Linked DNA regions of Mus musculus: region 1 is linked to region 2. The links are chromatin contacts, found by Hi-C or POLR2A ChIA-PET in ENCODE. All regions are on one chromosome and are shown on one strand. The core of a region is the stretch at or near the end of the contact, and the rest is flanking DNA. Distances in the headings are between cores, read along the strand shown.

Region 1 (3,284 bases), core at 75-2,574, 33 kb before region 2:
AACATTAGGTGGAATTAATAAGTAATTTATTTGTTAATAATAATGGCATAATTAGTTTACCCATCAAATTTCAATTACCAAATGGCAGGCAACAGTCCCTTCTCTCTCCTTTCCAGAGCTACTGATATCGTTAAAATGCTAATTTTTCAGCAATCGCGGGCTGGTCTGTAAATATAGCCCTTGGTTTAGATCCTGCACGAGGAAACAGCATCCAAAAGGAGAAGGGAGGGAAAAGTTAGAAAAGACCGATTGACAATTAGACCAGGCAGGGTCTTATTGTATCTCAAACTTGTTTTTGTTTGGTGATTGTTCTGAAACGCGAAGTTACTGGATTCGAAGCCGGGTTTTGTGCAGGCGTCGTCTCTCTTCCCACTCTGGGGTGGAGGTCTCACAATAGCGCCTAATAAAGGAGGCACATTTAGCTCTCCTCAGCACCTCCATCAACTGCAATATAGGAAGGTTCCAAGTCTTTAAATGAAAAAATAATGTACAAATTCTGCGTCTGAAAGAAAAAAAGTAAAAATAAGTATCCACGAGGTTTTAGTGGATCGCCCTCGCTTGCTGTACTTCCTTGACCCGCTTGTTCAGCGGCCCTTCTACCCATCCTCCCTGTGCAGCTCCAGCCCTGGCTTCGCAAAGCAGGGACTCCCTAACAGCCGGGTGGATGTGTAGGGCGTGGACAAAGAATCAAAGGGCGAGAAAAATGGGTCCGTAGGCCTCCTTCGTTTTATTCCAGAGCTAGGATAAAAAGCCAGGGTCTGCCTCTTGGTCCCAGTGCCCTTCCCTCTCCTGGAGGGCCTCGAACCCTCGGAGGACCACCCGAAGCCTGGTTGGACTGGAGATCGGCGCTGAGTCGTGGCGACCAGCTGCCCAGAGGCCTAGGACAGACGTGGGCAGGAACAGGGCTCGAAAGGACCCGCAGTCTAACAGGCCCCAACTTCTCAGCCGGAACCCAAGTTGGGGGGCCCGAGGAACCCAAGCTCGCTTCTCCCACCCTGAAGGCTAGCAGCATCCATCACGCATCCCCCGCGCGTTTCCTGATCCGGGTCCGCGCGCGCGGATTTCCCATTGGCCGGATCGCAGCACGTGGGGCGCGGGGGCGGGGCGCGCAGGGCCACGGGGAGCGCGCGCGGGCGGGGGAGGAGCGGCGCGGACTTCGGCGGCGGCGACGGCGGGAGGGGGAGGGGCAGTCGTTTGACAGCGGGGGGAGGGGCGGGCGCCGGGGCCGGGGGGGGGGGGGGGGGGGGATGGGAAGCGCGGCGAGAGGGGGAGGGGCCTCGGCGAGCGCAGAAAAACGACACCGCGAGAAAAATTAGTATTTTTGCACTTCACAAATTAATGACCATGAGCTCGTTTTTGATAAACTCCAACTACATCGAGCCCAAGTTCCCTCCTTTCGAGGAGTTCGCCCCGCACGGTGGCCCGGGCGGTGGGGACGGCGCCGTGGGCGGGGGTCCCGGCTACCCGCGGCCCCAGAGCGCCCCGCACCTGCCGGCCCCGAACCCGCACGCGGCCCGCCAGCCCCCCGCTTACTACGCGCCGCGGGCGCGCGAGCCCAGCTACCCCGGGGGCCTGTACCCCGCGCCCGCCGCCGCCTGTCCCTACGCCTGCCGCGGGGCCAGCCCCGCGCGACCCGAGCAGTCCCCGGCCCCCGGCGCGCACCCCAGCCCGGCCCCGCAGCCCCCCGCGCCCCCTCGGCACTGCGCTCCCGGCCCCACCACCCCGGCTGTCGCGACGGGGGGCAGCGCCCCCGCGTGCCCGCTGCTGCTGGCGGACCAGGGCCCGGCGGGCCCGAAGGGCAAGGAGCCGGTGGTGTACCCCTGGATGAAGAAGATCCACGTGAGCGCCGGTATGTGGCGCCGCCGGGAGGGCAGCGGGCGTGGGGGCGCGGGGCAGGGCGCGGGAGGGGACCCCCATCTGGCCGGCGCTTTGGCTGTGGGTGTGTGCGCGCCGCCCGCAGCCTGGTCCTAACGTGAGAACCCTTTTGTACCCAGGGTCCCTTTATCCTGAGATTTACGAGACGCCAAACTGTTAGGGCAGTAATTATAGCCCCCATAAATTTAATTGCCCTGGCAGAGGCTCCCGGCCATGTGTCTTTGAAGCTTTTCTTCAGCCCCAAAGCCCAGCACCATTCTTTATGGCTCTCGGGTGTTTCCCGTTGTCAATAGCCTGTGAAACATTTTCTTTGCCTTTTTATGTATCTTGTGTGAACTTGGTGTCAGGTTATTATATAATGATGATGTCCGATTGCTCTTCCCCACCCTATCTCCTCTCTCCTCCCCTCCTCCTCTTCTACTTCTTCCTCTTTGGCCTTCTCTTTCGGGGTTCTGGTGTTCAGTCAACTCCAGTTATAACGGAGGCGAACCTAAGCGCTCTCGAACCGCCTATACCCGGCAGCAAGTCTTGGAACTGGAGAAGGAATTCCACTTTAACCGCTACCTGACCCGGCGGCGCCGCATCGAGATCGCCCACACGCTCTGCTTGTCGGAGCGCCAGGTCAAGATCTGGTTTCAGAACCGGAGAATGAAGTGGAAGAAAGACCACAAACTTCCCAACACCAAGATGCGATCTTCCAACACTGCCTCGGCCCCTGCCGGCCCGCCTGGGAAAGCACAAACTCACAGCCCACACCCCCATCCCCACCCTCTCCCTGGTGCTTCCACACCCATTCCCTCCTCCATATAATCTAGAGACCTGGATCAGTTTCTCTCACTTATGTGCCCTACTCATCTCCTGCTCCTGTCCTCATCTGCTCTTCCCTAAGTAAACCCGAGACACCAAAACAAAATCCAACTTGCTGGAAACCATAACCAAAAAGAAGACATTATCCCTGGTTGGTGTGACCCCTCCAAGAGGACGTCTGTCCTCGTCCTCGTTACTGCTTAGTGGAACAACCTGCTGACCTGGACAACTTTGCCAGGATTGGACACCTGTAAGAAAGCACTGGCCATCGACTACCTTTGAGTCAGCCAGACAGCACGTGCTGACTGGGGACATGTACTTGTATGCAGAAGAAGCAGGCCGGTTCCCAGCTTCCCAGCTTTCTAACCTTCCTTCCTCTTCTGCGTTAAGGCAGCTCACATGAGCTTTACTGAGTAGACTTTGTGGACCTCACCAGATTATTTAATTTTCAAAGTGTGTAGACCTTGATGGTAGGTGTGGCATGTAGTTTCCTCTCCTTGCATTTATTTAAGATACTGTTAGAGAGATATTGTTGTCTTATACTGGGGCACAGCGTTGGGGAGAGGGAAATGCATTTAGACTCACTTACAACTGTACAGAGA
Region 2 (3,103 bases), core at 331-2,830:
TGTCACTAAGGGGGACCAGGGACGTAGGTCTGCTTAGGTTTCCAGGAGGATGGCCAGGTTTGCTGGGGGCGGGGTTGAGAGGTGTGGGGGAGGGGACAACTTCTACGTGTGGAGAAAAAACACAACCCAGAAGCCCGAAGAGTGACTTTGCATTCTTCTTCCCTTCCTATAGAGAAGGGATCCCCCCAAACTCACACGTAAATTACACTGTTAATTTCATGCCTGATATAAAGCTAGAAACATCGAGAAGAAAACTTGTGCAGAACTGTCTGCACGGTGTTTTTTAAGTGACCGCTGAATTTCTCCTCCTTAAGACTATGTCCATTCTCATCTCTGTTTGGCCTTTTCTTTCTCCAAGCTTAGAGTTGACGTGACATCTAATAGTAAACAGCAATTACTGACACCATCAGCATCATTGCAGGACAAGGTTGATGGGAAACAGGACCCCTGTCCTGGGATGATGCTCACATCTGCACGTGTCTCTCTGGGGAGTGACCTGCAGGTTCACACAAGCCCGTTGGAAAGGGTCCCATCCACTCAGTCATCTGTCCCTCCCACCTGCCGGTCCTCAACACCCCCCATGCCCCAGTCCACACAGGCAATAGGGGATGGTGGGAAGGGGGGGCTCTTCCACTCCTAACTTGCCTCTCCTGGAAGAGAGAAACTCGACGGGGGAGGTCTGCATACTTTTTAGGAGTTGCCTGTTATCTGCCCTTCTGAGGCCTACCCTAGAGTGAGCATGCTCCTGGGTCTCTAAGAGTTGGCAGATGGCCTGCAGCTCAGGCTCGGCCCTCACGCCAGTCAGCCACGTCTGCTGGCGTCAACAATCTCCTTTGCCTTCTACTCCTTAAACTCCAGTAGCAGAGTTGCCCCGATTTTGCAGGGCTACCAAGAGCAAAGCGACAGAGAAGGAGAGAGGGCAGAGAAGAGAGTGGACACCCGGCCTTTCCCAGAGAGCTGGGTTCGTAGCCCCCCCCACCCCCACCCCCACCCCCGAATCCCGGGACCCTGGGGTCGAATTACAGAAGCTCCCATTGCCATGCTATTGGCCGGCAGGAATCAGGGAAGAGGGCTCTAAGACCCTTTGGATGAGGACAGAAGTTTCTTTTCTTGCTTTGGTCCCCAGCACATTCACCATGGTTCCTCCCAGTCAATCCTCTGCGCACGTCCCTCTACATTCCGAGGCTGGCGAGCCAGTGACGCAACCTCGCCCTAGGCGCCGGGATTCCGGGCTCAGGTCTCTTGCAGGGGTTGGGTAGTGGCGGCCGCCCCGAGCTGAGGGCGTGGTGTCTGTTGGATTCCCACCCTTCCCACCCCGCGTGCTCCCAGCTCCGCCAGGGTCCTTGCGACCACGCAGAGATTTTCGGCCCACAAGATGCCCGCCACAAGAGAGCCAGGAGGCCTCATCCCCTCTCACCTCTTGCCAGTTCAGCTTTCTGGGCTGGGTGGGGAAGGGGCCGCGGAGGGGGCCTCCCATCCCCCCACATCTGGTGGCGGAGGCGCGCAAAGCCGGGCGCGCGCAGAAGGCAGTCTCGACTCCCTTTGGTCCCAGTGCTCCAAGTCAGCTCCGGGAGCGGCCGCTGCTACCGCCGCGGCCCGGGCTGCCTGGGGGGGCGAGCGCGCGTCACCTACACTGAGGAGCGCCGGGGATTTAAATGCCACTGAAACGGTGATCCATCACGGCCGCAGCCGGTAAACTTTCGCAGGCGGCTCAGCCATTGGCTGGTAGAGTCACGTGTCCTCCCCTCGAGCCCTCCGCCTGCCCGCCCCGCCTCTTGCGCACTGTACATTCATATCATTTTTCTTCTCTGGTCCTATGGAGGAAGTGAGAAAGTTGGCACGGTCACCCAGGGCTTCGCAGGATCCAATCACTCAGTGACAGATGGACAATGCAAGAATGAACTCCTTTCTGGAATACCCCATCCTTGGCAGTGGCGACTCTGGGACCTGCTCGGCGCGAGCTTACCCCTCTGACCATGGGATTACAACTTTCCAATCCTGCGCGGTCAGTGCCAACAGCTGCGGCGGCGACGACCGCTTCCTAGTGGGCAGGGGGGTGCAGATCAGCTCGCCCCACCACCACCACCACCACCACCACCATCACCACCCCCAGACGGCTACTTACCAGACTTCTGGAAACCTTGGGATTTCTTATTCCCACTCGAGTTGTGGTCCAAGCTATGGCGCGCAGAACTTCAGTGCGCCTTATGGCCCCTATGGATTAAATCAGGAAGCAGACGTAAGTGGTGGGTACCCCCCGTGCGCTCCCGCTGTTTACTCTGGAAACCTCTCGACTCCCATGGTCCAGCATCACCACCACCACCAGGGTTATGCTGGGGGCACAGTGGGCTCGCCCCAGTACATTCACCACTCATATGGACAAGAGCAGCAGACTCTGGCCCTGGCCACGTATAATAACTCCTTATCCCCTCTCCACGCCAGCCACCAAGAAGCCTGTCGTTCCCCTGCTTCAGAGACGTCTTCTCCAGCGCAGACCTTTGACTGGATGAAAGTTAAAAGAAACCCTCCCAAAACAGGTAAGTCCTGCCGGCTGACAGACAAATGCTGTTCGATTTTTGAAAGGGGCTGGCACACCTAGTTTCCTAGGAAAATGAATGATTTTTAAAAGATTGGTTCTTGTTTATGTCTAATGTCATCTAGAGTTGTAGTGAGTGGTGTAGGGTGCCCAGGTGTGCAGAGGCAAAAGCGTTTCACAGGGGCTGAGGTTTAAATGGTCTATAGTTAGATAGTGTGCGGGGAGTGGGAGGTGGTGATGGTGGTGATGGTGGTGATGGTGATGTCCTGTTAATATCTACAAGGCTCCATTAATCACGAGCCTGATCACACTAATGGTTGACTTCAGGTTAACACTGCTTACACATCGTCACTGGCGCTTCCCGATAGGGTTTGTGCTCGCTGAGTAGTTAACCGAATATTGCCTCAAGCTTGGGGCAATCTGGATAAAGGTTTAAGATTTTTTTTTTAATCTTTTCTCTCTTCCTCCCCTACCCTAGGGAAAGTTGGAGAGTACGGCTACGTGGGTCAACCCAACGCAGTGCGCACCAATTTCACCACCAAGCAGCTCACAGAGCTGGAGAAGGAG

Evidence for each region. Hi-C counts contacts between places; a loop is a spot of excess contacts on that map. ChIA-PET counts read pairs that join two places held with the same protein, here RNA polymerase II (POLR2A).
Region 1: a loop to region 2 is called in a map of heart, with 2.8 times the contacts of the local background. The contact joins the promoter of Hoxa4 here to the promoter of Hotairm1 in region 2. A Hi-C loop is called at or near these places in 10 of 37 maps with a recorded cell type or tissue (adrenal gland, gastrocnemius, heart and 1 more). POLR2A ChIA-PET finds 5 or more read pairs at or near these places in 2 of 5 experiments (Patski and embryonic stem cell).

What each region holds. Positions count from the first base shown.
Region 1 is chr6:52,189,743-52,193,026 of GRCm38, reverse strand. Hoxa4 (homeobox A4) reads left to right here and starts at 1,324. Exons shown (of 2, transcript NM_008265.4): 1 at 1,324-1,849; 2 at 2,339-3,284. The coding sequence starts at 1,339. The coding sequence ends at 2,685. The region is part of intron 2 of Hoxa3 (homeobox A3); the gene reads left to right. It overlaps LOC115490409 (a long non-coding RNA gene), which reads right to left. Exons shown (of 2, transcript NR_168044.1): 2 at 1-502.
Region 2 is chr6:52,157,001-52,160,103 of GRCm38, reverse strand. It overlaps Hotairm1 (Hoxa transcript antisense RNA, myeloid-specific 1), which reads right to left and starts at 1,580. Exons shown (of 2, transcript NR_131181.1): 1 at 1,418-1,580. Hoxa1 (homeobox A1) reads left to right here and starts at 1,787. Exons shown (of 2, transcript NM_010449.4): 1 at 1,787-2,537; 2 at 3,015-3,103. The coding sequence starts at 1,883. Hotairm2 (Hoxa transcript antisense RNA, myeloid-specific 2) reads right to left here. Exons shown (of 3, transcript NR_146400.1): 2 at 2,126-2,214; 3 at 1,575-1,814.